Linked DNA regions of Homo sapiens: region 1 is linked to region 2. Evidence: chromatin loops called from intact Hi-C (ENCODE). Cell type or tissue: B cell. All regions are shown on one strand. Links, peaks and the distances in the headings refer to the core of each region. The heading gives the core; the rest is flanking DNA. Region 1 holds the start of RASD2 (RASD family member 2). Region 2 overlaps MCM5 (minichromosome maintenance complex component 5).

The links. A loop is a pair of places that touch in the nucleus more often than their neighbours do. Peaks named below come from ENCODE experiments on the same cell type or tissue, not always from the same donor. Only the 100,000 strongest peaks of a DNase experiment are listed, where the experiment ranks them.
Region 1: it touches region 2 in a loop (9-fold over the local background); 1 of 110 quality-filtered maps calls a loop at or near these places.

The regions. Positions count from the first base shown.
Region 1 is chr22:35,531,975-35,547,079 of GRCh38, reverse strand. It overlaps RASD2 (RASD family member 2), which reads right to left and starts at 6,249. Exons shown (of 3, transcript NM_014310.4): 1 at 5,580-6,249; 2 at 1-279. The coding sequence starts at 270. RefSeq lists enhancers at 5,899-6,461, 6,462-7,024, 7,025-7,587 and a silencer at 6,558-6,777. In B cell, for the core only: CTCF peaks have their summits at 7,891 and 8,091; DNase peaks (open chromatin) are centred at 6,659 and 8,039; H3K4me3 peaks cover 808 bases; H3K27me3 peaks cover 1,641 bases.
Region 2 is chr22:35,402,862-35,417,966 of GRCh38, reverse strand. It overlaps MCM5 (minichromosome maintenance complex component 5), which reads right to left. Exons shown (of 17, transcript NM_006739.4): 3 at 14,634-14,760; 4 at 14,425-14,553; 5 at 11,242-11,414; 6 at 9,404-9,559; 7 at 7,057-7,223; 8 at 5,286-5,457; 9 at 3,981-4,092; 10 at 1,995-2,138; 11 at 1,563-1,628; 12 at 1,153-1,329; 13 at 111-223. Among named protein-coding and RNA genes, the nearest start is that of MCM5, 10 kb to the right of the region's middle. RefSeq lists enhancers at 7,319-7,458, 7,539-7,758, 7,849-7,908. In B cell, for the core only: a CTCF peak has its summit at 6,752; DNase peaks (open chromatin) are centred at 6,756 and 7,596; H3K4me3 peaks cover 1,417 bases; H3K27ac peaks cover 3,750 bases.

The sequences.
Region 1 (15,105 bases), core at 6,267-10,266, 130 kb before region 2:
TGTGAGGATGGACAGCCTGCGCATGGCGGGGAAGGGGTGGTTGCCAGAGGTATCCAGGATGTCGAGCTGGTACATGTCGCCGCGGATGTTGTATACCTTACGGTGGAAGTCCTCGATGGTGGGTGTGTACTGGTCCTCAAAGCGGCCATTGAGGAAGCGAGACACGATGGAGCTCTTGCCCACCCGAGAGGCACCCAGCACCACCATGCGGTATGAGTTTTTGGCGGGCACACTGAGCGTGCAGTTCCCGCTGGACAAAGTCTTCATCATGGCTCGGGGCTGCAACAAAGCGAGAGAAGCAGGCATCAGGGCCCCCCCGACCTGGCCCCACCACCTCTTGGCCTCCTCTAGGCCTCTGTCTAGGACTCAGTTTTCTGTCTGTAAAATGGGAACATCAGACGAGGTTCTAAGGGGTCTTGGAGTTCTACCCTCTCATTCATTCATGCCCTCTCCTTTACTCCTTCCTTCATCCACTCACTCACTCAATATCCGTTCATTCATCCTTTCATTTATGCAAGCACCGGACTCCTGGGATTTGAATCCTTGCCTTGCCTCTAGCTACTGATCTTGGGCTAGTAGCTTAACCTCTCTAGAAGTCACTTTTCTCATCTGCAAAATGAGCCCAATTCATAGAGTTGTTGCAAAGGGCTCAGCACATGGTGAAATCTCAAAAATGGTATCTATGGTGAGAATCCGTTCTTTCCCTGGTTCATCCATCTGGCTTTCCCGGAGCCTGTGATTCTAGGATAAGACATGGGGAAGGCACTAGCATGCATTTCTTAAGCCTGGGGCAGGGGGTGGTTCTGTGGCCATTCAGCCCTCCTGGGAAGAAGGGAAGGCTATGTCCACACCGCATGCTCCAAGCCCAATGCCTGGGGTTGCTCCTGCAGCCACCTCAGGAGGACCCACCTTTAGACCTGTGCTCTGCATCTGGCGGGCTCCCTCCGCTCCATGACCTGCCCGGATATTTTTGCCTCCCAGGCCCTAGGTGTTTACTTGCCTCCAGGAGACCCAGAGGCCCGGAGTAGAGGATGTGGAATGGGGAACGACCCATGGCTGGCTCAAGCTTCCCTCCCAACTCCAAGGGTTATGGTTCTGGGGCAAACCCAGAGCTTTCTATGGGAGCCTCTTGACCTCATGAAAGAGGCCGACATGGATCCAAGCTCTTGTATAAGCAAACCCGCAGGCTCCACCAGGCTCACCCCAAAGGCTCTTCACAGCCCAGCCCTCCCTCCTTTCCTACCTTAGCGCCCACCAGAATCCCCGCCCCAGAACCCCTGACCCCAGTCACCCTCGTCAGTTTGAGCTCTGCTGAGATCAGCCTCCACTCCTTTGCTCATGCCACCCCTCTGCAGAACACCCTCTTCCCCTTATGTTTCAGGGTCTGGCTCAAGTGCCACCTGCTCTCTGAAGGCCTCTCTGATCTCCTCACCCTTGCAGGAATCCCTCCCCTCTCCAGAGGAGAGCTTTCCAGCCCCTGAACTGCAAATGGGCACAGGCCTGCTGAAATATCAATCCCCTAGGTCTTCCACAGGCTGCCACAGGTTGTGCAGGTTGGATACTGCACAAGGCGCATGGCTGGGTGGGCAAGTGGGGGCTGCATCCCAGAGGTGGGGGCTGTATCCCAGACGAAAGGGCATCTTGTGTAGAGGAAAAGGCACTGTTTTTAAATTCACACAAAGGGCTGTATGTGCCCAAACTCGGTCCCCACCCCAGGATGCCCCAAGTCGGTTTCCTTGAGTGCCTCGCCCATTGACCCAAGGCGCTTTCCAACACCATCGCTTCCTGGCTATCATGAAGCTAAGGTCTGAGATGGCCACTGGAGGTGGAGAGATTGCCTGCGTGCGAGTCCCTGGCACACATCTGGATCTGCTCACCCTGCCCAACTACCAGCCTCTGTGCAGGAAACCGGCTCTCAAAAATACCTTTGTTAAAAGCCCTATTGCCAATTTCCATGGCGTAAATGCTCCCACTACGGTCACTTCTAAGCTACTAATGTGACTTCGATGAATGAATCACAAAGGGACGTGCACAATAAGCCAGCTCAGCACACGGCGGACCCCAGGCCTGGAGCCACAAGGACGACAACTGCTGCCACTTGAGCCCATGCAGTGTGCCAAGCCCCGCACTAAGTATAGAAATAATCATAGCTGGCATTCATTTTGCAGCTAAAATATGCCAGAGTGTTCTAAGTGCTGCACACATGTTAACCTATTTCTCCCTTCATAACCCCAGAAAGCAGGTGGTGTTATTCTCCAATTTACAGATGAGGAAACTGAGGCACAGAGAGGTTAAATTACTTGCTTACAGTTGCACAGCCAGTAACCAGCAGAGGAGAGGTTTGATCCCAGGTGGTCTGCCCCGAGCTCAGAAGGCTACGTGACTAGCTACTTGGTTAACAAAGGAGGCTGGGTAGTAGTTCAAGCCTAAGACCCCCACATCCCCCACCCAGCTCCCACCTAAAGCTGTCTTTGAATTTATCCCACAAAACTGCCATGCCATGAACAGAGCAGGGGCTCAATAAAGGGTCTGTGCATTCATCAAATGGCAAAGGGCTCTGTCTTTGGGTTTGCCTGAAGCCCCACTCTGGGACCTTCTCTCCTCAGCCTCAACCACCTGACTGGCCCAGGGGCTGTGCCAAGGAGGGCCCTCCCCTAGGGCAGCCCTGATGAGGTGCCCAGGGCATACGTGTGGGAGGCAGGAAATGAGAGAGAGGAGGGTGGAGAGGGGGCTGCCAGACCACAGCAGGGAGCCCTTCTCAGTCTCTGCCGGGGCTGTCTCAGCCAGCCTGGGCCTTCAGCAGAGATGGGGGGAAAGAAGCCCTACCCCATGACAGCCCCCTCCCCAAGTCCTTCTGCAGACAGCTTGACTCTGCTGGCGGTCACTTCTGTCTAAACAGGATGGGAAAGGGGCCAGAAGCTCCCAGGGACAGTATTTGTCTCCATCATTGCCCTGCCCAGCCTCCAGCCTAGAGCTTGGTACAGACGAGTTGATAGCAATGACTGAATGAGCTTCAGGGAGTCAGAGAGAGGAGGCAGGGAGTCAAAGACGCAGAGAATCGGAGAGAGGAGGCAGGGAGTCAAAGAGAGGAGGCAGAGGGTCAAAGAGGCAGGGAATCAGAGAGAGGAGGCAGGGAGTCAGAGAGAGGAGGCAGAGAGTCAGAGAGAGGAGGCAGTGAGACAGAGAGGGGAGGCAGGGAGTCAGACAGAGGAGGCAGGGAGACAGAGAGAGGAGGCAGGGAGTCAGAGAGGAGGCAAAGAGTCAGAGAGAGGAGGCAAGGTGACAGATAGAGGAGGCAAGGAGTCAGAAATAAGAGACAGGGAATCAGGGTGGGGAAAAAGAGAAAAAAAATCCTCTGTGGTTTTTATCTCTGAGAGAAGACTGATTCTTCACATGGCCTGAGCCACGTGGGGCTGTGTGAGACATCTGGACACCTGGACGCCAGGGGACAGTGCCTCTGTGGGCTCCGCCTCCTGCCTCCACATCTTTCTTCCCTCTCTTCCCCCAGAGGTGGCACCATGGGCACCCTCGTAGGCACATCTCTCCTCTGCAGCCTGTTCTCCCTTCTCCATCCTCAGCCAGGCTGACCTCATACAGCGAGGAGCAGACAGGGATGAGTTTGAAGAGCCCTTTGGGAATTTAGAGTCCAATATCAGTGACTGAATGGATTTCAGGAAGTCAGAGAGAGGAGGCAGGGAATCAGAGAGGGGAAGTAAGGAATCAGAGAGAGGAGGCTCAGAGAGGCAGGAAATTCAACGGAGACCCCCTAGCGGCACAGGTATCTGAATGCACATACTGTGACTACTGACCCCATCACAGGGCCATTCTGAGGACAGGTGGAAGCCAGAAAGTTCCCAGAGCAGAGATGAGGGGACGCCATCCTGGGGGCACAGTAACCACAGCCAGGAAGGCATCCATCAGCCCACTTGACTGATGGGGACACTGATGCTCAGAGAGGTTAAGTCACTTGCCCCAGTTCACACAGCAGATGACTAGCTGGGCTGGGATCAGAACCAGGCTGTTTGGCTTCAAAGTCTGGGCTCTTAACTCTATGAAAACCCACCCCCAGCCAAAACTGGTCTTTTCCAAAACACTGTCTGTCTCAGTGAAGCCTCAGCTGGCATCAGGCGGGGGGATGACGCCGAGACATACTATATTCTCACTCCCTCTCTCCCTGCAGGCAGCGGAGCGGAAAGGGGGCAGGCACCTCCCAGGATTCTCCCCTAACCCTGCCAGCCACCTCTGAGCAAGTGCACCTGTGGATTCACCACTTCTCCCTTGAGCCTCTCTCCCAGGGCCTGCCTGAAAGATGAAGGGGTCACACGGGCACAGGCAGCAGGACAAGAGTCTGGACGTGTCCTCCCGGTGTATGCCCCAGAGCCTGTTTCACTGCACTGCCCCTCCTCCACACCCCCATGCCTCCTCCATCAGTGCACACTCAGCCTCTTTGGACACGCACATTGCCATCACTGGCTTCCAGCTGCCACTCTGAGAGTCCGGGAGCTTGGCAAAGCCAACCCCACCACCCTTGGCAGCTCAGGTGGTAGAAGGTAGGCAGGCATCCACTTCTGGCAGGCCAACTCTGCCTCTCACCAGCCCGGCAGCCCTGGGCAAATGACTTGGCTTCCTGGGGCTCAGGTTATTCCTCTGTTAATGGTAAGACATAAACCCCCTGTGTGGCCCTGGGTTTCCAATAAGTCTGGAGGCTGACCCAGCTCTTGACCCGCAGCAAACCTGAACACATGCTGGGTTCTTTTCTTCGTGGCACTTTATCTTGGCAGTCGTGGGGCTGCCTAGAGCAGCCTGGTGAGGCTGGACTGGAATGCAGGCGCAGGTCTTGCAGGGACCCCATCTTGTCTCTGACACCACAGGAGGCTTGATTCACTGGCTCCTGACCTGGCTGCTCCCTCCCAGCCTGGCTTCCCACCTTCCATGAGGTCTTGGACAACATCCCCTGTCATCCTCCTGGTGCTGGGGACAAGGGGAGGGGAGGGCACAGAGAGGCCTCCAGAGCTGCCTTCCGGGCCCTCCAAGACAGCTAAGTTACAGGAAACCCCTCCTGGGAAGGGAATCATCCAGGAAACTCACTCTGCACCAACCCAGAAAAAGCTCAAGAACTCTGGATAACGAAGGAGCTTCTTAATCTTCCTTCCCCACCTCCAGGTAATGCAGGCTGCAGCCAGCTCCAGAAGAGGGACAGGAGTGTTTGTGGTAGTTGACTCGTCTTCCCTGAGCCCCCGTTTCCTCCTATTTAAATGGGCTATTACTCTAGCTCTTTAAATGCAAAGCCTGTGGCACCAAAACTAGCACATAGTAGAAGCTCAATAAATCTTTCTTTCCTGGGATTAAGTCAAGGGTATAGCACTCAGTTTGACACATACAGTAGGTGCTCAACGAATTTAATTCTCTCTAGGTATGCAAAGTTGCCAGACGATCCCGGCACATAGTAGGTGCTCAATCAATTTCACTTTCTCTGGTCATCTAAGGAATCACTGAGCTTTCCTCCTCCAAGCCTCTACCCTTTCTTCCCGGCTGCTCCACTTCCCCCAGATGCCCAGCTCTGTTGGGGCGTCTCCTACCTGGGAATGGCGGGCCGGGCCTCTGGCACGGCTCAGAGAGCTGCCTGGAAGCGCCGGGAGCTGCGGGGAGCTGCCTGCTGCTCCAGCCGCCGAGCCTCCCAGAGTCTGTGGTGGCTCCCGGGTCACTGCGCGGGGATCCTCCCCTGCGCTGCTCGGGACGCCGGGCTGGGCGCGGCCGGGCAAGGAGGCGCAAGGGGCAGGTGCCCCATGGGTGGGCTCCGAGGGCTCGGCGGGGCCCGGGCAGGGGGCGGGCTCCGGCTCGCCGCCGCCGGCCCTGCCCTGCCCCGAGCCGGGGGCCTCCTGCTGAGCCAGGTGCCCGGAGGCTTGGGGACGTCCGATCCGGGGGTCCCCGCCTGGGGCTCTCGGGCTGGGGGCAGAGAGGTAGGGGCGACTCCAGTGATGAAGGAGCAGCTCCTAGAGACTTGGGGAGGGGGGGTCCTTTGGAGGTGACTGTGGGTGCGTGTCCCAGGTGGGCGAACCCTCCTGGTCGCCTATGCCACCTTCTCCGCCTGCCCCAAAGGGGGTCGCTCGGATGGGGGGTATCGGGCTGCCGGGCTCGGCCGCGGCCTCCTTCTCTGCCCGCGGCTCTGCAGCTCTCCCAGCGCCGGAGGGACGGCTTCTTTCTCCCCGCGCGGCGACGCCAGCAGCTGAAGGAGGAGCAGGGCGCTCTGCTCTGCGCGCGTGTGGGAGGGGGCCTTGAACGCCGCCCCAAGGTTTCGCAGCTCCAAGTTAGCATCAACCCGGCTCCTCCTCCTTCACCTCCTCCTGTCCCCAGATGAGGAGAACTTTGTGTGTGGCCCTGGGTTCTCCCTCCTTCCCCCTCTCGCAGGCAGATGCCCCACTGTCACCCGCAGGGCGAAGAGGTCGCTGATCCCTCCGAAAGGTGGCAGAACCCCAGGCTCCTGATGACGGTCCCAGCGGCACCCTCCCGCGCCCCTGCGAGCGTCGCCCACCTGCTCCTTCGGCCCCCCGCGAGCCGCGCCTCCCGCCGCCCAGCGCCAGCGTCTGCCCCCCAGAGCCCGCTCGCCCCGCCCCACCCCGGCGCCCCGCCTCGCCCCGGCGCCCGGCCAATGGGAGGCGGGTCCCGCGGCCCGGCCCCGCCCATCCCTTTCGCGGCCTCCGGGGCGCCGCGGTCTGCGGTTCCGCGTGTCCGGGCGCGTGGGGCCGGGGCCGCTGGGCGCGCGCACCTTGCCCAGAAGGCGGCCCGGGCCTCGGAGGCTGACGTCTGCGCACGCGCTCACACGCACGCCCGGCCTGGCCGCAGGTGACCCGCATGGGGTCCGGCCGCCTGCCCACTCGGCCGGGGTCTCCAGCGGCTTGCGCCCGGCCAGGTCGAGCGCGCCACGGTTCCAGCGCCCTCCTCCTTCGCGGAAGTCCCCGGGTGCCCTCCCAGGTGTCCAACCTGCCTGTCCCAGCCGCCGCCTCCCTCCCGAGCTCACGGTGCCCACGGGACCCTGCGGACTGGCACATGGGCCATGCACGTGTCGCCCAGAGGGGCGGGGAGTCACCTAGGCTTAGTAGCCAGAGGTCTTCGAGGCATGCGAGTCTCAGAGACCACGGCCGACGGGGACACACCAGGTGCCTTGAGCATTGCGTCTCCTGCCTGCATTCTCCCTCCCCACCTTTAAATGAGGGGCTTGACCTAGGCCAGACATCGGGCCTTCTCACTGGGCCATATCTCCACACCACTTATTACTTAATATATTTTTTAAAATATCAGATCCACTTTCCCCACCCCTTAAACACGTTTTTTTAGAGAATCATTATATCACTGCCTTAAATGGGAAATCAGTATCACTTGCCATAAATAGAAAGTAAGAGTTAAAATAAGCACAGTGAAAACAAAGCAAGGTTATTAAATTCCAGCTGGAAACCGTGGCCTGCCAAGGCTTGAGATGTGTGCCCTCAGTGAAAAAGGGAGATTGGCAAGGTTTGGAGAGGTGTTAAATACCCATTAGCACCTAACAGAGACTTTCTCCTTCACATATCAGGAGGCTTAAAAGAGAATGTTCTCGTTGTGTGATACAGCAAAGGGATGGGATGCTGTGTCTGTGTCCCTCAGTTCCAGATCCCTGGACCTCAGGGATGTCTGCCAGCCTCACCCCCAACCCAGATCTGGCCTCCCTACCTCATGAGAGGACGCAGGGGTCTGGGAGGGCACCTGAGGGGTCAGCTCCATTGGCTGAGAGACTGGCGTTCAAGTCCTGTCTCCGTAACTACCTAGATATCTGACCCTGGGCCGTCATGAAAAGTCTCTGGGTCCTGGTTGTGCCATCTCTAAAATGGGTATGATATTGATGGGTCCACAGAATGACAGAAGTACTAAAATGGCCTGGGACTTTGAATATGGAAAGTGACTTGCTTTGCTTGTCTCTGTAACATCTTGAGATTCTCCAGGAAAGTTAACCAGAGAGGATGGGGCAGGTGGGGGTGGAGGGTGCAGTACCTGTACTACCTGATTGTGTTTAATGCCCCAATTTAGGCCACAGAGGGGCTAAGGGGATGTGCCCAAAGTCACCTGGTGGCAAGTGGCAGGATTGCAGCCTGGTGCATTTTCCACATCCAGACTTTGCCTCTGGGAACTGGCTTCAGCCCGGGAGGGTTTGTGCTGGGCATGACACACACAGGCTGTGAGCCTTGAGCTGGCAGTGAACTTGGCAGTGGGAGGTGAGCAGGGTGGCACGCTTCACCTGGAAGGCTGGGGTCAGGAAGACTCAGGTCGCTGGGCCAGCTCTGCCACCTCCATCACGGAAATGTAGCAGACGGCCCAAGAACCAATTGCTCCCTGCTTCTGCAGAGTTGTTCAACAGAATGGGTCATGTCCCACTGACCATATCCCAGTCGCGAGGGGAGCTGCATGTGGAGTGAGAACCCTGGGAGGTCCACTTGCCCCAGCCTCTGTCTTCTGCTCCTGCCCTCCCCCACTCCTGGTATGGTAGGGCTCAGTCAATAAGCAAATACACATAAGGGATCAACTGATGCCCAAGGAAGCTTTGTGTAGCAACAGCACACTTCTCACATGTGCCTATTTTCCCCTTCCCCCCTCCCCACCCACTTGCTTTATCATCCCTCATCAGACCCTTTGTCATAGCTGCCCCCTTCGTCCCTGGGCTCCCTGTCACCCTCTCTCTCCCATATAACCTGTGACCATTTTAGCCCTGTTCTAAAACTGCCACCTCCTGCTCAAGAGTTTTCAAGGGCTCCCCATTGCTTAAGATATAAAATCTTGGGCTGGGTGTGGTGGCTCACGCCTATAATCCCAGCACTTTGGGAGGCCAAGATGGGAGGATCACTTGAGGCCAATAGTTTGAGACCAGCCTGGCCAACATAGCAAAACCCTACTACTAAAAATATAAAATATAATAATTTTATACTAAAAATATAAAAACTACCCAGGCGTGGTGGTGTGCGCCTATAATTCCAGCTACTCGGGAGGCTGGGACATGAGAATTGCTTGTATCCAGGAGGCAGAGGTTGCAGTGAGCCGAGATCGTGTCACTGTGCTCTAGCCTGGGCGACGGAGCAAGACTCTGTCTCAAAAAAAAAAAAAAGATATAAAGTCTAAAAATCTAAATTCCTTATCCTAGCGAACAAGGCCTCCAACCAGGACGTGATTCCCACCATGCCCTGCACTCAACCTCCATTCCAGCAAAATCAAATCACTTCCGGGTCTCTAAAGAAGAGAAGCTATCCCTCCTCTGAGCTTGTGTATGCTGGTTTCTTATCAGGGATACCCTTTTCTCTGTATTTACCCATCAAACTCCTACACATTCTTCAAAGCACTGTGTCCACACTTCTCCCCACAAAACTTACTCCCAGCCTTTCTAATGGTGTGAATCTCCTCCTCTGGGCTCCCACAGCACCAAAGCCTGGCTCTTGTGCTGTGGGTAACTGGTCCTCTCTTTAAGCCTCAGTTTCTTGGCCTGTAAAAGTGGGTGTTACAATAGTAGCTGCCTCGTGGAGTTGTTGGGAGGATTAAAATAAACTGCGAAGTGCTTCACACATAATGGCCTTCACCATGATTACTTCCTCCGTAGCCGGTGTTACTTCCTGCTTCATATTTTGGACACATGCCTCGTCACCCCCATTAGCATGTGAGCTCTTTTGAGTGGGGACCGAGCCTGATTCATCCTTTTATTCTCACATCATTAAGGGCAGCATCTCACACATTATAAGTTTTTAATAAATGCTTATTGAATTGTGTTCAGCCAAACAGTCTCAGAGCAGAAGAAACGTACAAGCTCTCCTTGGACACAGGGAAGGGTGGACAGACACAGTGAAGCAGAGTTTCACTTAGTCCTCCTAACAGCCCCACTTACAGAAGGGGAAACTGAGGTTCAGGGAGACTGTTCAAAACCAGGCAGCTAATGAGAGGCTGAGCTGGGGTCCAAGAGAAATTATTCCAATAGGAAAAAAAGCACACGTCAGGCTGCTTTTCTAGAACAGCAGTTCCTAATGCTGGCGGCGCATTAGAATCACCTAGGGGAGCTTTTAAAAGATACCAAAACCCAGGCTCCCCACTCAGAGATGCTGATTTAATTGCTCTGGAGTTGGGTTTCATCACCATACGGTTTAAAGCTCCCCTAAGTAATTCTAATGTGCACCCAGGGTTGCTAGAGCAGTAATTCTCAAAGTGTGGTCCCTGGACCAGCAGCATCAGCATCATCTGGGACTTGGAAATGCAGAATCTCAGGCCTCACTCTAAGCCGGTGAACCTGAAGCTTTGGGAGTGAGGCCAGGCCACCTGGTTTTAACCAGCCCTCCTGGTGATTCTGATGCAAGCCAAAGTTTGAGAAGCACTGGCCAGAAGATTGAAGTTGGCGATACCATAGAGGTCATGTGGCCCAGCCTTCCTGTTTTGTAGACAAAGAGATGGGGCTGGGCATGGTGGCTCACGCCTGTAATCCCAGCACTTTGGGAGGCCGAGGCAGGCAGATCGCAAGGTCATGAGATCGAGACCACCCTGGCTAACGGGGTGAAACCCTGTCTCTACTAAAAATAGAAAAAATTAGCTGGGCATAATGGCAGGCGCCTGTAGTCCCAGCTACTCGGGAGGCTGAGGCAGCAGAATGGCATGAACCCTGGAGGCGGAGCTTGCAGTGAGCCAAGATTGCGCCACTGCCCTCTAGCCTGGGCGACAGAGTGAGACTCTGTCTCAAAAAAAAAAAAAAAAAGAGACGGTTTGTGGCTTGACCAAGTTCAACACATGCTCATGACAGGCTCATTCTTTCCTGCTGAATGCACCATCCCAGACTACACAGCCTCTAACTGAGTCTCTTGCCTTGGCAGGCCTGGGCATCTGTGCCAGCCTTGAACTTCATCAGAGGTCAATGGGTCACCAGCTGCATAAGCTCAGCTGGACTGGGGCACTGGGTCAGGTGCCAGTCAGTACAGAGGGCAGATAGCCGGAACAGGCTGGCACCTCATCTGGCATTCAAGGCCTCACCAAACATCCCTGAAGGCAGACTGGCAATGACATGGGAGGAGGGGTGCCCCACCAGGCCAAAGATCAACAGGAGCACAGCTGAACCAGCCACACCCTGCCCCCGGTGCATCTGACCATTTCTGCCTCTTGCTGCCCCTCCCCCCACCCACTGAGCCCGATGATCCAAGCAAGCCCCAATTCAGTCAGGAGCCTGGGTTCTAATCCCAACTAAACAGAAGTTTGCTGTGTGACCCTTGAATGGGCCACTTAACGTCTCTGACCCTCATTGCCCGGCATTCTTCCTCCCCTCCTTTATGCTCCAGCCAAAGACACTGACTTGTAGTTCCCTGAGCTTGCCAGGCTCTCTGTACCCTAGGTCTTTGCACATGCTGGAGCCTGTGCCTGAGGGGCTGCTCATCTCTGGATTGCCAGCAGGCTCCTAGCTTTCCTTCTGGAATCAAGCATCACTGCCTCTGGGAAGTCTTGGTTGCTCTCTCTTCTGTGCTCCATGGAGCTGCCTTACAGAAATCTTTTGCTTTTGGATTCAACCCTCACTGTCTGAACTCTTGCTACTCATATCTGAAACTTGGGGTTCCAATAGATTTGGATAATGCATCATCTTTTACTCTCTGAACTTGCTATGTAAACTCTTTTTTTTTTCTTTTTTTTTTGGAGACAGGGTCTTGCTCTGTAGTTCACACTGGAGTGCAGTGTTGTGATCATGGCTCACTACAGCCTCAACCTGCTGGGCTCAAGCGATCCTCCCACCTCAGGCTCCTAAATACCTAGGATTACAGGCATGCACCATCACACCCGGCTAATTTTTAAATTTTTTGTAGAGACAGGGTCTTGCTATGTTGCCCAGGCTGGTCTCAAACTCCTGGGCTCAAGCGAGCTTCCTGCCTCTGCCTCCCAATGTGTTGAAATTACAGGTGTGAGCCACTGCATCTGGCCAGAGCTTCCTATATAAACTCTTGATGTCCAGAATCAATATCCAAATAGGTTTGAAAAGCATGTAATAATCTGTCATGGGGTCCTCGCCCTCTTGAGAGGAGAGGTGGTACTTGTCAATCAGTGGGCAGTAAAAGTTGGATGAATGAATAAATAGTGGTCAGTTTCTTCCTCTGTCCAACAAGAATGTTGGGTGCTCTCTGAGACCCATCCGAGTCTACATTTCCAAGCTGGTTTAATCCCACCACGGGTGATTCAGGTGCCTTCCAGCCCATGTGTTGTTTTTATGCAAATAAAAGAAAGGTTCCTTTCCCAGGCAGAGGCAGCCGTCTTTAAAGCTCTCAGCTTTGAGGGAAAGCTCTCAGTTTTGAAAGGAAAGGCACAAGCTATTTCCTCAGCTGAGTGCCCTTGCACAGTAAGCAACCTACACAACCATACAGGGCAGCCCTTTGTGACCTCATCTAGTCCTTGAGAATGCACCACAGAATATTTTTGCAGGGAACTATGATGACTGTGATCAACCAGGTTGGGCCAAGCTGAGTGGGCAGCCAGGAGAGAAAGAGCTGGAGTGGACCAGAGGCTTGCAATCACAATGAAGACCATTTATGGAGCCCCCACTCTTTGCAGGCACTGGGTGGATCCCTGTAATTACATGGACCCATTTTAGCCAGACCACAACCCTACGTGGAGAAGCATTATTAGAGTCATTTGTAGATGAGAAAACTGAGGCTGACAACACCTGAGCAAGGAAATAACAGAGCTTGAACTAAGTCTGACTGATAGCAACAGCTGCCTGGGCTAGGATCTGCTCTCGGATACAGCAGCAGTAACCACAGCTGCCTGTGTGTATGAAAATGCTTGTGATCCCCATGGAGGCTACCTGTGAAGCATGCAGGGCAGGGTTCTTGTTTCGGTTTTACAGGTGGCAGAACTGACACTCAGAGATATTCCACAACTTGCCCAAAGTCACTTGACTAGTTAGAGGCAGAGCCTGGACTTAAAGATATCTGGGTGTTTGAACAACTATCCTTTGATCTTTTTTTATGATGCCCTGTTGTCTTCTTAAGGCTTGGACTGCATCCCTCTTTCTAATGTCATCATCACCATCATTACCATCACTATCACCATCATCCTCATCATCACCATTGCCTTCATCACCATAATCATCACCGTCATCATCACCATCATCATCACCATCATCACCATCATCACTCTCATCATCATCCCCGTCATCACCATCATCATCATCACCATCACCATCATCACTGTGATCATCATCCCCATCATCACCATCATCATCATCACCATCATCACAATCATCACTGTCATCATCCCCATCATCGCTATCGTCATCATCACCACCATCACTGTCATCATCTTCCCCATCATCACTATCATCATCATCACCATCACCATCATCACCATCATCACTGTCATCATCATCCCCATCATCACCATCATCATCATCACTGTCATCATCACCATCATCACCATCATTCCCATCATCACCATCATCATCATTATCACCATTATCATCACCACCCTTACCACCATCACCACCATCATCATCATCACCATCACCACCATCATCACTATCATTATTACCATCATCACCACCATCATCACCATCACCGTCAGCGTCATCATCATAGCCACCATCATTGTTGTCATCATCATCATCTCTCAAGCCTATGGACCTTTTGCTCCTTTTTAGGTGTTTATTGAGTCCCTTGGCCTGGGCCCAGTGTGGTCCAAATGGAGACACAAAGGCAACACAACTTCCTTCAGCTTTCTCCCTTCAGACAGGATTTGACAGGTGTCTCCTCCATCCTCTATCACATTTGATCCTTCCAACAGCCCTGGGAAACACGCAGAGCAAACTATTATGTGGGAGAGAAGCTGAAGCAGCAAAGGTTCCATGGCAATGGAGGAACAATAGGCCTTCTAGCCTAACATTTACCAACTGCTCTCCTTATGCCAGGCTCCAGCTGGAGAGGCAGGCCCTGTTCTCAGTCTGCTACAAAGTTAACTCATTTGGCTTTCTGAGCAACCATATGAGGAGTGTCTTATTATCCCCATTTTCCAGACAAGGAGACTGAGGCTCAGACAGGTGAAGTAACTGGGCAAAGTCAGTCAGCAATAATTGATGGAGCTGGGATTCTTAGTCTGTTTTTTGGACTCTGGAGTCAGTGCTCTCTCTGCTACAGGAACCACCTCCCATGCAGCTCCCTGGTGCTAACACCTCCTGTTTCTGACCTGGAATCTTCTGTGGGTCCCTTTAACTGGAGGGCACCGAAGAACCTGGGAATTAGCACGACCCTCCGGATTCTGGCAGCAGCTGAGCTGCTGGCCTGACACCTGTTGTCTACAGAGCAGGCACCTGTAAGTCCTCAGTCTAAGAGACACTGGGAGACCAGGCTCCCAGAGGCTTAGCCGAACTCTGTGTGACTTGGTAGCTCAGCCCCAGGTTCCACCTCCATTTCTGGTGTTACTACCTGGAAGCAATGGGACAGAGGTGCCTTTGCCCTTGCCTCTTTCTCGGACACCTTATCCCGCTCCCCATCACCATCGTCCACTCCTTCATTTACCCCTGAGTGCCAGGTGTAGTCGAAAGGACACAAGCTTGGCCACCACACAGACCCAGGTTCAAATCCTGACTCTGCCTCTCACCTTATCTTGGCCTTGGACAAGCTAGTTCTCTCTGAGCCTCAATTGCTCCATCTTTCAAAACGGGCTGTTGTGAGGAGTCATTCACTCCATCATTCAGTCATTCAACAAATACTTACAGAACACTGGGCCGGGAGCCAAGCAGTACTTCGGGGGGTGTGGCACTACCCCAGAGAAACTTTCAGTCCAGCAGAGAAAGCAGAGAACCTAAGGTCTGAGGGATGCATTTGAGTTAACCTGACTAAGAGACAGGGAGAGTGCATCAAGCAATGGGGACAGTACATACAAAGACCTGGAAGAGAAAGAGCAGCGTGTTTGAAAACACTAAAATAGACCCAGATTGGTTGGAAATCAGAGAGAGGGAATAGAATGCAAGATGAGGCTTGAGAAAAAAGCAGGGACCAGATGCACCTAGCACAGCACTTGGCACACAGTAGGCCCTCAATAAATGGGAGCTGCCTTCCCCTGAGGCCACAGCTGAAC
Region 2 (15,105 bases), core at 4,955-8,954:
CAACATCTGGGCTGTTCTTCATGAGGAGGAGCAGGACCAGGGGACTGGGTTCTCTCCCACCCAGGGAAGCTGGGCAACCTCACCCCCGTGGGCCTGCGTCCAGGACTCACACTCGGCAGTAGGCAATAAACTTCTTCAGCTTGGCCAGGTCAATCTCGCCCTCCACAGCCTGTGTCTGTGTCAGTGCGCTCACGTGCAGAGTGATGACATGCTTGGCCAGCATCTGGAGAGCAGAGGGGATAATGGGTCATCCCACAGGCCGTCCCAAGCCTGAGTCCCAGCACTGAGGTGGAACAGCCAGAAAGAGCTGATGGGGCCCTGGCATCAAGGAGCCGGAAAGGGTGCTGAGATCTCAGGCGTGCTCAGCCTGTTTGCTCAGCACCAGGCCCTCGTTCTGATGGGAGCATCTGGATTCTCCTTTAGAGAGAACTTAATGCTCCTTGCTCCTCTGCCCTGGTCCATAAAGGGGTGGGTTCAGCTTGTCCACCCCGACTTGGGGCATGTATCTTGTCCACCCCAACTTGGGCATGGACATAGGATCTACCCAAGCCAATAGGAGTCTATCCTGGGACTTTTGATAGAAGTACTGGAAAAGACGGGGCCTCCTCTTTCCTGGGGGCTGTTAAGCTACAAGCTAACAGGACAAAATCTTATTTTGTCTTTGCCACCACAAGAGGAACAGCTGCCCAAGTACAAAGATTCCACCAAGGGAAGCAGAACAGAAAGGCAGAGACAGTTGTTTGAGAATCCAGATCTACCTGGGCCTTAAGCCGCCGGACTTACCAATTCTATAAACCACTATGTTTTTTTCTTTGAAAAATTTACTAACCAGAACTGAGGTTCTATTACTCATAACCCAATGTCAACTCCTCTGTTTCATATATAAGGGACTGAGGCCCAGGGAGAAACTGATTTAGCCCAAATCACACAGCTTATCACTCACGGCAGAGGCAGAGCAGGCCACAGGACTCCAGACCCTGCTTCAATCCTCTGCAGTCCACAACAACCGCCCTCTCACGTGCTCCCCAATTTCACAGCCTGACAGTCAGGACTTTGCCAGCCAAGGCCCTTGTTCTCCATTCTCCTTCCCACACAATCACAAGCCTGCCTGGAGGCAGGTCCCATGGCCACCAGCCCTGCCCCTGGACGTACCACATCCCTCTCCTCATTGTGCTCATCCTTGACGATGAAGATCATGTCGAAGCGCGACAAGATGGTGGGCATGAAGTCAATGTTGTCCTCCCCCTTCGTCTCATCCCAGCGGCCGAACACTGAGTTGGCAGCAGCCAGGACGGAGCAGCGGGAGTTCAGGGTGGTGGTGATCCCAGCCTAACAGGCGACAGACGACGAAAAGGGGGAGGAGATGGCAAAGATGCCTTCTTATATACACGTTTACACACACACACACACACACACACACACACACACACACACACACACACACACACACACACAGATTCTAGGCCTGGGCAAAGAGAACTTGGTCCCAATCAGGGCAGCCTGAGGACGGTTGGGCCACGCTGGGCTGCTGCAGGCTGGGCTCTCCATGGAGGGCCACTCACCTTGGCGATAGAGATGGTCTGCTGCTCCATGGCTTCGTGGATTGCCACACGGTCATCTTCTCGCATCTAAGTGGGGAAGAGAGAAATATCATCAGACCTACTGAAGTGAGGGAGCAGGGAGCAGTAGAAACAGGAAAACTAACAGCAGCCCTCACTCCTGAATACCAGCTCCACGCAAGGCCAATGGCAGCAACCAGGTCACCTCTAATCATGGGAACAACTGTGTGGGCTTGCCTTTCTTCTCCCCACTCTTCAGATATGGGAACTGAGGCTTGAAGAGGTTAAGCAGCTTCCCACAGTTACTAGAGTGACCGGCCCAGGGATTGAAAACATGTCTCCCAAGTCAGAGGTGATTTCTGCTGGCTGAGCACAGGAAGTCACATACCCTGGTGCCACCCACCTTTTGGCTACTACCCACCTCATCAGACTCACCTTGTCAAACTCGTCAATACAGACGACCCCACCATCGGCCAGGACCATGGCTCCGCCCTCCATGATGAAATTCCGGGACGAAGGGTCCCTCATCACCGAGGCTGTCAGTCCAGCTGCGCTGCTGCCTTTCCCAGACGTGTATACCTGGGGCAGTGGGGTGGTGTCAGGGCCCAATAACAACTCCATGCTTTGACCCCCATAAGACAAAAAGACCCACTGAGGTTGTGATTTGCCCAAGGTCACACATCAAAGCTGGCTGCAGGGTACAGAATAGGACTCAAGGCTCCAACTCAGTGCGTCTCCCTCTGGAAGGGGATGCTGCCCTGGGCCTCGGTGTGCCCAGATGTTCTCCCCGCTGAGGGCATCACATCCATGGCTCACCTAAGCCTCACCACAGCCCTGTGACACAGTCTTGTGAGGCCCAACTCACAGATGAGCAAACTGAGGCCCAGAGAAGAGGAGTTAGCCTCAGGGCTAGGATGAGGACTCCTGACTCCCAGGGAAAGCCTGCCCCCATCGTGAGTCCCTTGTCGTCTCTATATAGACCTACACGCCACATACTGCCATAGAGCCCCTGAAATTGGGAAAGTCCTAACTGAGATGTCCTTAATCGTGCAAAATACGCACGATTTCAAAGACTCAGAGCTCCTAAGAATGTAAAGTATCTCAATAATCTACATATCAAACAACATGTTGAAATGAGATTTTAGATATAGCGAGTTAAACAGAAGTAACTTCACCTGTTTTTCCTTTTTTCTTTCCCCTTCTTCCTTTTAAATTGAAACGGGGTCTTGCTATGTTGCCCAAGCTGGTCTCAAACTCCTGGGCTCAAGTGATCCTCCCACCTCAGCCTCCCAAGTAGCTGGGACTACAGGTATGCACACAACCGCACCCAGCTACTTTTTAATGTGGCTGTTAGACAATCTGAGAAGACATACATGGGTCGCATGTGCAGTTCACTATTTCTACTGGACAGTGCCAGTGTGGCAAATTTGGCACACTTCCTATCTATCCAAAGACCACCATCTCGCCCTATACAACCCCGCCACTCGGATCATGTCAGACCTTCTCTGGCTCTGATCCCCGCAGACCCATTCAACAACGCAGCAGAGGACCCAGCTCATCAGACACTTGGGTTCAATCACATCCTGCTCTAATGCTTACCAGCAGTGAGACCTGGGCCAAGACACTTACCCATTCTGTACCTGAGTTTTCTCACCCCTAACACAGGGGTAATAGTACCTGCCACACAGTTGAGGTGAAGACTAAGTAAATATATGCAAAGTACTTCAAGCAGTGTCTGGCCCTTCATTTTAGCTATTATTATTATTATTATTATTTATTATTATTATTTGAAACATGGTCTCACTCTGTCACCCAGGCTGGAGTGCAGTGGCACAATCTTGGCTCACTGCAACCTCCCCGTTCTGGGCTTAAGTGATCCTCCCACCTCAGCCTCCCAAGCAGCTGGGACCACAGGTGCATATCACGCCTGGCTAGTTATTTTGTATTTTTGGTAAAGACAGGGTTTCACCATGTTGTCCAGGCTGGTCTCAAACTCCTGAGCTCAAGCAATCCGCCCACCTCGGCCTCCCAAAGCGCTGGTATTACAGGGATGAACCACCATGCCCAGCCAGATTTTAGCTATTAATGATAACAATATCATTATTTAGCAAATGGATAAACTGACGCTCAGGGAGATTGGGTGACTTACTCAAAGCCCACAGCCAATTTCTGGCCAGGGTGAGACCCAAACCCCATCCTGACTCTCAGTACAGTGTACTCGCCCCCTGCCCCAAACCTACATACACCTGTTGGCTCCCTTCTTCCTCCCATCTCCTCGGCCATCCTGACCGCAGCCAAGAGAAAGGAGGAAGAGATTCCGGGTGAGCCAGCCCACCACAGGTGTCCTGAGGACCCAGAGGCCCTGCCCTGCAGCCTTCCTCCCTGCAAGCCAAGGTGGCAAAGGTATCCCAGGCCACTCACCCCAATGGGAGAACACTTCTCCACAAACTTCAGAAGCTGGGACTTGGCTGTCCCAGGGTCCCCTAGCATCAGCAGGTTGATGTCTCCTCGGCGAGTAAGTCCATCAGGGAGCCTGGGGGACGAAGGGTAGATGGACAAGGTGAGAATCCATGAGGGCATCGCATGTGACATCCAGTCACCAGATTGGTGGGCTGGCAGTTGACTCCCCCAACTATCATGGGCCTCAGAGTTGGTAAGAAGGTAGTGGCTGTGGCCTGAGACCCATGTTCCTACCCAGCTCTGTAGTTCCCAAACCATGGTAGGTCTTGCCTAGCAATGAGGACAGAGCTTGCCTCCCAGAAGAGGAGGGTTAAAGGAAATGGCTCTTATGGCTGTGCTCGGGTACACCCAGCATCTGAGCAACGTTCCTCCCAGCTTGAAAGAAAAGGACAGAGAGCTGCCTGTGGGCTGTGCACGGTGCGGCAGAACAAGCACCATGACAGCAGGCTCCTGGCTCCCCTGCATGTGCTGGGGAGCAAGTCCCTTTAACTCTCTATGCCTCAATTCCCTCATCTATAAAATGGGCACAACAGCTGCGTTAACAGGTTACTGTGAGGAATGACTGGGCTTCAGACACATAAAGCACTTAGAAGAATGCCTGTGCGGCCGGGTGCGGTGGCTCACGCCTGTAATCCCAGCACTTTGGGAGGCCGAGGCGGGCGGATCACGAGGTCAGGAGATCGAGACCATCCTGGCTAACACGGTGAAACCCTGTCTCTACTAAAAATACAAAAAAAATTAGCTGGGCATGGTGGCAGGCGCCTGTAGTCCCAGCTACTCGGGAGGCTGAGGCAGGAGAATGGTGTGAACCCAAGAGGCGGAGCTTGCAGTGAGCCGAGATCACACCACTGCACTCCAGCCTGGGCAACAGAGTGAGACTGTCTCAAAAAAAAAAAACAAAGAATGGCTGTGCATAGGAAGAACACAGTAAATGGCAGCTGCTAATAATATCCCTGCTACTGACCCCAAGCTCAGTGCTGAGATTTAAGTCCTGGTACCTACACGACCCTAAGCTCAGTGCTCTCCCACTGCACTTGCCAGGCCCCCAGTCTCCCCCTTGCCAGGGTCAGGGCATCGCTGAGACAGGTGCGCAGATCAGCCACTAGCCAGCTGATGGCAAGCTTGGGGGCTGGCAAAGGTGCCTGGCAGACTGAGGGGCCCAGGAAATACAAAAAAGAGTGCCCAGTCCTGATTATCCAGTAATTATCCTACTGTGAGCCCCATCATCAGCCGCCTCCCCAAACCCAAGGGAACTCAAGCCCCTACCTCTTTCGGGAGCCCCCAAAGAGCAGGCAGGCAATGGCCTTCTTCATGTCTGTGCCCCCAAAGATGGAGGGGGCGATGCTCTTGGAGATGACCTCATAGACATTTGGGAGGGCAGCCAGGCGACGGAACTCCTCCTCCTCCTGGGGGCTCACGGCCCCAGCAAAGCTGCGGCCTTGGTAGGCAAAGCAGGCGCATGAGTGAGTACAAGGGAGCTCTTCCAGCCCACTGCCCATCCTGGCACCAGCTCAGGGACCTCCCAGAAGGCAGAGCCCTTAGGGCCCTTAGGGCCAGGACAGCACAACCTATCTGAGTAAACAGAGATCCCAGCTCTCAAGCCCTCAGGAATGGGCCTGGTGTGTTCCAGGGTCCAAAGGGTGAGGGGAAGTGGGGAGAAGGGTTCTGAGCAAACAGAGGGCCAGATGGCATAGGACCTTGGAAACCACTGGAAGGTCTCCCCTTTCAGCCGAGGAGTGATATAGTGTCTTGGTCATGACAGCATCGCTCACTGGCTGCTGCAGAACAGAGAAGGTAGGGCAAGGTGGAGACGAACACTGGGGAGGATCAACGGTGATCCAGGGAGGGCTGACAAGGGCTCAGAGCAGGTGGGGAGGATGAGAAGTGGTCAGATCCTGGACACGTTTTAAAGGTGGAGCTGGCCAGAGTTCCTGAGTGATTAGATGTGGGGGATGAGAGAAAAGAGCACCAAGGGTGACTTGGGGGTTTTTGTCTGAGCAACTGAAAGGGTGAAGATGGGAAGACTGAGAGGAGCCAGTCTGAGGGTGGGGAAAGGGGAGCTTAGCTTCAGCCATGTAAAGTTCGAGATGCCTTTCAGATATGTAAGTGAACATGTCAAATCAGCAGTTGGTTATTAAAGTCTGGAACGTGGGGAGAAGCCCAGGCTAGAAATGGAAATGTGAGAGCTACTTACCTGTCAGTGGTTTTAAAGTTGTAATAATCTAGGTAGTTTGTGTAAATGTGGGGTGGGCCATGGACTGAGCCCTGGGGAAGCCACCCCTCTGAATCAATTCACTGCAGCCAGAGGGCTGAAACAAACCTGAAAACCCTCAGTGGCCCCTGCTGCCCTCAGGTGTAAGCAGGAGCTCCCCATCTCGGCACTCAAGGCCTCTTACACCACCTGGCCCCTCATCCCCTAGACTCCCACTCGGCCCTCCAGCCACTCAGTACCTTGCCCAGGCCGGGGTTTTCACCTGCTCCTGCCATCCCCTCCCGCCTGGAAGTTCTTCCACATCCACCACTCTTCAAAGCCCAGCTCAGATTAACCTCCTCCCAGAAAACCTTCCCCAAGGCCCAGCCCCGACCTCCTCCTTCTCAGACCTCCTTTAGCACCTCCTTGGAACTGCGTGACCCACAACAGCCACCACTTTACCCACATGTCCCCAGCGGTCTCACAGTTTTCTTATTTCTCCAACTAGACACTAGGCGGCTGCCTGCCTGGAACCCTGCGTTTCACTTCTCTTGTATTTCCTGTCACAGAAGTGAAGACTTGGCTTTCAGTAATTCCCCAGTGATTTGACCTCAGTCCTTCTGCCTTAATCCTGCACTTAGGCAAACACCCTCAGCCCAGGAGCCACAGCTAGGACCAATGTGTGGAAGTTCCAGGGATCACTTAATATAAAAATGAACGTTCTAATGATATGAGCAACACAAGGACATCCTGGGCTACCTCATGAAGTAACGAGCTGCCTGTTACCAGAAGTATGCAAGCACAGCCTTTTAGCAGGGCTAAGCCAGGACCCCAAAGCCAACTCACCAGAGCCATCTGTGTCCACCTGGATGCCCAGGACACGGATGTAGGAGCTTCGGATGCCCACGCCCACCCTGTCACGGCCCCTGCTGGTAGTCAGGCCAAACTTCTTGATGGAGTAGATGCCCATGATGGTAACCCTGTTCCCAGGGACGACCTTGTCACACAGGTACCTGAGAGGAGGGTAGAGGAGAAAGGAGAAAAGCTGAGATTCTGACTTGGACAGCAAGTCTCTGATTCCACCCATGCCCAGGACACGCAGGGTCCACTGCAGCATTTTTGCCACAGGCACCACATGCTGAGCTGGCTCCAGCCCCACGGAGCCCAGAGAACGGCCTCTCTCCCCACGTCACTCAGCCCATGCTCAGCTGCTTGGAGGATGGTGTTGCCCACAGTGACAGCCAAACAGAAAGGCAGGTGGTGGCCTGACTCTCGCTGAACTCGCTAACTCATTTGTACGCTGGTTTAGGAGGCTTAGTGCCAGCCCACAGAGCCCTCCAAAAGCCCCATCTCCACGTGTCTGCTGTCAGCTCACTGTGTGGTGCCCTTTAGCCTCTCAGGGCAAGACTTCCTCTTCACGCCCCCCAGCCTCCTTGAGGGGCCACTCGCCCTTTTTGCCTCTTCATGGCTCTGTGAGCTCATTTTGCCTCTGGGTTTTCATTTCCTGTTTTCAAAATGAGATGTTGAAACAGGGAAGTCTCCAAGTCCCCCAGTCAGAGACAGGGTGGTGTGGAGGGACACTTAGTCGCTGTGTGACCTCAACGAAGTCATTGCACCTCTGAGCCTAGGGGGATGACGAAGTGGCCTGCCTCTCATGTTGTGGAGTCAGGTGAGGCAGCAGACATAGAAGTGCTTTATACCATCAGGCATCACAGCTCCAGAAAAGACCATCACCGTCACTCCATGAGCCTCCAACTCCCCTCTTCCCATACCCACTTCGTAAGTTTTCAGGATTCATGAACTGCTTGGAAAATCATACATCCTGATTACGTAATCTGCATGAAGGAATTGTGCTAAACACCACATGCATTTTCAAGCAGCCCTCTGAGAGATTAAGGACTGTCCTTATCCCCATTTTACTGATGAGGAAACTGAAGCTTGACAAAGTCACATAACTTGCCCAGGGAGCAAGAGCCTGACCCCTACATACTCTGTTGCCACTAATGAAGTTAACAGAAGCTACAGATCCGCTCTCCTCAGAACATCTGCATGCAATTTCAGGATATGCAAGCCCAGGTTAGAACCCTAATCAAAGATCTCAAAACCTTCCACCCAGGTTACTATGAGGGGCCCAAGCTCAGTACCCTCTCCCCCTCAGTAGAATCTTTTTTGTTTTCCTTTTTGAGACAGGGTCTCGCTCTGTCACCCAGGCTAGAGTGGAGTGGTGTAATCACAGCTCACTGCAACCTCAACCTTCTGGGGTCAAGTGATTCTCCCACCTCAGCCTCCCAAGTAGCTGGGATTATAGGTGTCTGCCCCAACACCCAGCTAATAAATTTTTTTTTTTTAGATACAGGGTCTCAGTATGTTGCCCAGGCTGGTCTTGAACTCCTGGCCTCAAGCAATCCTCCTGTCTCAGCCGCTCCAAGTGCTGGGATTACAGGCATGAGCCACCGTGGCTGTTCAGCAGGATCTTAACAGAAAGCCTGGGGTACGCTGGGCGCAGTAGCTCACGCCTGTAATCCACGCACTCTGGGAGGCCAAGGCGGGCGGATCATGAGGTCAGGAGATCGAGACCATCCTGGCTAACAAGGTGAAACCTCATCTCTACTAAAAAATACAAAAAATTAGCTGGGCATGGTGGAGGGCGCCTGTAGTCCCAGCTACTCGGGAGGCTGAGGCCGGAGAATGGCATTAACCCAGGAGGTGGAGCTTGCAGTGAGCCGAGATCGCGCCACTGCACTCCAGCCTGGGCTACAGAGCCAGACTCCGTCTCAAAAAAAAAAAGAAAGCCTGGGGTAGGAGGTGGGGTGTCAGGCTGGGAAGAGGCTTTGCCAGCTATTGGTTATCTAGCTGTGCATCCTGGGCCTCTTATCCTAAGAAGAACACAGACTTTGGAAAGCAATGCACATAGGCTGAAAGCCCGGCTCTCCTCCACACAGGAAGTCATTTAATCTCTCCAAGTTACATTTCCTCATCTGCAAAATGGGGCTGACATGCCCCTGCAGATTATGGAAAGACGAGATGAGAGGAACTTATGGAAGCATTAGGCACAGAGCAGGTGCTCTGCAACTGGCCACCTTCTCCACCCTACTCACCCTGCTCCAGATGACCCACTCCCAACACTCGGGTTAGGGCCACAGCTGGGACATCCACCGTCGTAGATGCCCACCTCCCAGCCCGTCTGCCTCACCTGTCGCAGTAGAGCTGCATGTGTCTGGGCATCTCCCCGTGGGGGACTGCATCAGGCAGCTCCTGCAGCTTCAGGGTCTGGAAGTCCACGCATTTGCATTTGTCGGGCATGATGAAGTACGGGTCCAATGGGCATTTGGGGCGCCCAGCCTGATCTCTGTACAAGGTAAGGGAAAAGAGTCACCAAAGCTACCTGGAGAATCCAAAGGCAGGGCTCATTCATCCCAGGAGCCAGCAAGGAGACGTTGCCAGCGGCAATTTATGGGGGTCTCCAGAATAAGCTGGAGATAAGCCAGGCAGGCAACGCTGCCTGGAGGTAAGAAAGGAAGGCAACACTGACGGACCTAGCACTGGATTAAGAGTCAAGGGAACTGCTTGAGGCTGGGTCCTTCCATTAACTTGCTGAGAGGAGGCAGACAGGTCACACTCGGTCTTCTTGCAGGATCATGGTGTCCTCATGGGTGAAGAGCTAGTTCATCAATTCTCTTACTAAAGCCCCACTCAAATCCCAAGATCTTTTCCAGTGGGATTCTAGGCAGTTCTAGACCATTCTGAGGGTCTAAGCCTCTACGTATCCCTAGGTAATTATGTCATTATTCAATAGATATTATAGCAACATAAAGAAGTAAACATCATAGCAAAACCTACTATGTGTCTGACACTATTCCAGGTGCAGGGGGCACAGCACTGAACAAAAAGGTCCCTGCTCTTGTGGAGCCTAAGTTCCTATCAAGGGAGGCTGAAAAGACATACAAGCAAACAATCATATTAAAGAGTGACAGCTACATGCTGTGAAGAAAAGTAAAAAAGTAGGCAGGTGTGGGAGAGACGAGGTACGTGCACACCAAACTGAAGATGAAGGGTTGGGCAAGATGCCCCTGGTAAGGGGACATGTGAAGAGAAGCCTGAAGAAGTGAGGACACAGACTATGGTAGCTTGAGGAACAGCACTCCCAGTAGAGGAAACAGCAAGGTCAAAGGCAGTGAGACTGGGGGTAGTCAGTGTATTCCAGAAACAGGAAGGAGGCAGTGAGGCCGGGCCTGGAGAGAGGAGGGGCAGCGAGGCCTGGGGAAGCCAGGAGCAGATCGTGGTGGGCTGTGCAGGACTTGACTAAGAAGTAAATGACTGGACCACCTGAGTGTCAAGGGACACCTGGCTGCTGGGTGGAAAACAGACTGAGGGGGTGGAGGGTGGACGCGGGGGATCAGGGAGGAGGTAGCGTGCCTCTCCAAGTGAGAGATGTCAACAGCATGGAATGAGGCAGCTGTGCCACAGGTGGATGGGAAGCTGAGGAGGCACCAGCGAAGGAGCCAAGAAAGAGCAGCCAGTGAAGAGGGTGGGGTTCCTTCAGACTGGGGGCAGCAAACATTTTCTAGAAAGGGCCGGAGGATGTGCATTCCAGGTTCTGCCAGCCAAGAGGCCACATACCCTGCCTTTGTAGTGCGAAACCAGCTGTGGGCAATACTTAAATGAACGAACGTGTTCCTGGGCCATAGGGTCAGCAGGCTAGATCTGGCCTAGTGAGCAAACCATAGTTTGCTTCAGAAGATTCCAAGTAGACTCATTACCCTGGACTGCTTTTCCCTCCCAACCCTGGGTTCCCTACAACGCTGTCTGGGTATCCTGGTGAGACAGAAGTCACCAATGTAGAGGGACCCTGTTCATGGTGTCTCAGAGCCACAGGGCATCAGATCTGTGCCAATCCTAAGGGCACACCCCTGCCCAGCCCATCCCAGTGGATCTCTAGAAGCAGCTGCAGGCAGTGCTTGCTACTTGTTCTCATCCTTTCTGATCTTCACTCAGGTCACCTCCCACAGTCCCTCTGGGCCACAGACTCACGTGTTGCACTTCCTGGGCAGGGCATAGCCCTCGAGGCCAGGGCGCATGGCAATGTTGGTGAGGGTGTTGCGGCAGCTGCGGCACTGGATAGAGATGCGGGTGGCCTTGGCACGGACCGCAGAGGCCGCGATGATGATGCCAGGGATCTTCACCAGGTGTGACATCATGTCCGACTGTAATAGAGCCATCGGGAAGCTTGTTGGTTAAGGGGAGCCAGGACGCATCTGAGATATGCCAGTAAATATCCTGGGCAGGAGCCTGGAGGAGGTGGGCACAGAGCTGCAGGGAGGGCCACAGCTCTTCTGTTCCGCTCAAAAAATGCTTCCAGAGCATCCACCCAGTGCCAGGCTATCTGGACCCTGGGGTTCAGAGGAGCCTCAGGCACAGCTCCTGCTTTTAAAGACCTCGCAGCACAATTGGGGGGGGAGGTGGCAGGGCAAGAGATACACTAAGCACATTTCACTACAAAGTGGCAGGTGCCAGGAGAGAGACCTGACCCCAGCTCTGATGGCGACATCCTTGGACCTGTAGAGTACAACACAGAACAAACCTGGGAGGCAGGGGCCCACATTCTAGTTCAAGTTCTGTCAAAACCTGCTGTGTGGTCTTCTGTCTGGGTCACTTCTCTTTGAGCCTCAGTTTCCCCATCTTAATGACTATTCCCACACCGGACAATAAGGCAGTAATATTTTTTCTTTTTTCTTTTTTTTTTTTTGAGACAGAGTCTTGCTGTGTCGCCAAGGCTGGAGTGCAATGGCAGGATCTCGGCTTACTGCAACCTCCGCCTCCCGGGTTCAAGCGATTCTCCTGCCTCAGCCTCCCAAGTAGCTGGGATTACAGGTAACTGCCACCATGTCCAGCTAACTTTTTGTATTTTTAGTAGAGACGGGGTTTCACTATGTTGGCCAGGCTGGTCTCGAACTCTTGACCTCAGGCAATTCACTGGCCTCGGCCTCCCAAAATGCTGGGATTACAGGCATGAGCCACCGCGCCCGGCCGTAATGTTAATTTTTAAGTGTGATGTTATTGTAGCTATGCCTTTAAAAATGACTCTTCAAAGGCTGGGTGCAGTGGATCACGCCTGTAATACCGACACTTTGGAAGGCCGAGGCGGACGGATCACTTGAGATCGGGAGTTCGAGACCAGCCTGGCCAACATGGTGAATCCCCGTCTCTACTAAAAATACAAAAATTAGCCAGGTGTGATGGCATATGCCTGTAATCCCAGCTACTCGGGAGGCTGAGGCCGGAGAATTGCTTGAACCGGGGAAGCAGGGGTTACAGTGAGCTGAGATCATGCCACTGCACTCCATCCTGGGCGACAGAGTCAAACTCCGTCTCAAAAAAAAAGAGATTCATCTTTTAGAGATACATGGAGAAATAGTTCCAGATCAAATTATATGATGTATGGGACTTGTTTCAAAAGAACTCCAGGGCCACAGATGAAACAAGATTTGGCATCTATGGATCACCTGAGGTCAGGAGTTCGAGACCAGCCTGGCCAACATGGTGAAACCCCATCTCTACTAAAAATTAGCCGGGCGTGGTGGTGTGTGCCTGTAATTCCAACCACTTGGGGGGCTGAGGCAGGAGAATCACTTGAACCCATGAGGCGGAAGTTGCAGTGAGCTGAGATCGTGCCACTGCACTCCAGCCTGGGCAACAAGAGCAAAAACTCCATCTCAAAAAAAAAAAAAAAAAAAAATTGGCCTCTAGTTGCTAATTATTAAGCTGGGTGATGAGTACAAGAGGATTCGTTATACGATTCTCTTTATATTCTAATGTTTGAATTATCCATAATAAAAAGTAAAACATAAATTCTCAGCCGATCCACTCCTTCCTATGGCCAGCCCTTGCCCTTCACAAAGCTCCTGAGCCACTAGTGTACAGGACTGGGACAATCTCTCTCCACCTTGTCTCCGTTTCTCAATGCCCTCCTCCGGCTGAACGAGAGAACCAGACATGAGCAGAAGTTTTGCTGGGGCTCTCAAAGAAAGCAGGAAGAGGCTGTGGGAAGCAGAAGCGAGGCTGGGGAGGCGGAATTCAAGACTCCATGCCTGCATCATTACAATAAAGTGACCATCACCACCTCAACCTAGCACCTGGTCAGTCTCAGCATAGTGGATGGAGGGATGCAATGAGGGATCCAATACCACCCATAAGCGTTCTTGCCCGGTATGTGAAATCGAAACACAGTCAGGCCTTTGCATCTAACTTCCAGCTTCCAAAAATCACGGGGGGGAAGGGGTATGTTGTAACCACCCCAAGGAGGCCTTCAGATAAATCTAAAAGGCAGCACATTCTACAGGATAATGGCTCCTGCTTCTTTAGCAAATCAATAATGTATCTGTGAAAGAACTTACACCCAGAGTAAAGGAAGCTGTCCTGGATTAAAAGAGATTTAAACAACAATCCAGTACAATGCCTGGTCCTGGCTGAGACACACGAGCTGTAAGAGTCATGTGAGGTAATTTGGTCAATCTGAATCTAGACTGTATATTCAATGATACTAAGAGATCTTTGATGTTTCAGTTGAGGTGCTAATGAGACTATGTAAGAAAACTTTTTTTTTTCGGGATAAAGTGTCATGTCTGTAATTTATTTTTTATTTTTAGAGACAGGGTCTTGCTCTGTCACCCAGGCTAAAGTGCTGAGAGGCACAATCAGAGCTCACTGTAACCTCAAATTCCTAGGCCCCTTGATCCTCCCACTTCAGCCTTCCAAGTAGCCTGGACTATAGGCATATGCCAGCATACCTAGCTTTGTTTTTTTTGTTTTTTTTTTGTTTTGTTTTTTGGAGAGCCAGGGTCTCAAACTCCCGGTATCAAGCAATCTTCCTCCCTCGGCCTCCCAAAGTGCTAAGATTAGAGGCATGAGCCACTGTGCATGAATTTACTTTAAAATTCTTTAGCAAAAAAGAAAAAGGACAAAATAGGAAACAACACAAAATGTTAATTATTAAATCTGGGTGAAGCTTTATGGGATTCATTATACTACTCTCTGCTTTTGGGTGTGTAATTTTTCATAACAAAAAGCAAAAAACAACAAACGATCCTTTTGTCTCCAGGAGGAGACAGGTTCAGAAAGGTCAAGTGCCTCACTCAAGGCCACACAGCTAGCACTCAGGTCTGGCTGCATCCAAAGCCCTCTGCACCATGCAGCAGCCACTGCCCTCCGACCCACCTTCAGGCTACGAATGCTGGAAGGGCTGGCGTCCGACTTGAGCATGACCTGGATGTCCTGGAGCACCTCCTCCCCAGAAGGCCGGGGCCGGGTCACCTCATCAGCTACCTCCTTGGCAGCTTCCTCCAGCTGGAGAAAGGGAAGGGCACAGGCTATTAGTAACTGGGGCAGAGCAGCCCTGGGAAGCTCAGGGATGGGGTCCCACTCACCAGCTGCAGGTGCTCGGCTGGCTGCTTGTACAAGTAGTCGGCCAGGTCCTCATCAAAGCTGGCCAGATCCTCCATCTCCACCTCAATCCAGTACTCCCCCAGGTTGTAATGCCGCTTGAGTTCATCCCTGGAGTGGGCACATAGCAGGGTGGGGCAGGAAGGGTGCAAAGAAGAGGAAACCAACACTGGCTGAGGTGTGCCTGCACCCCTGAATCTGCCCACACCACAGCCACCATGACCTCACCATTCCTCTTCCCAAACACACATCTAATTCCAGATCATTCCATTATTTAACCCTGCAGAGGCTACTCACTGCTGGCACAGGCATGCCCTAAAGAAAGCTCCATGGAAGGGGTCCACAAGACAGTCAAAGGATGTTTCAACACCCAGGCCAGCGTGCACAAAACAACAAACCAGTTCTGTCACTGAAGGACTCCGCAGAGCCTTTAACTTCTCTTGGAAAAGAACAATG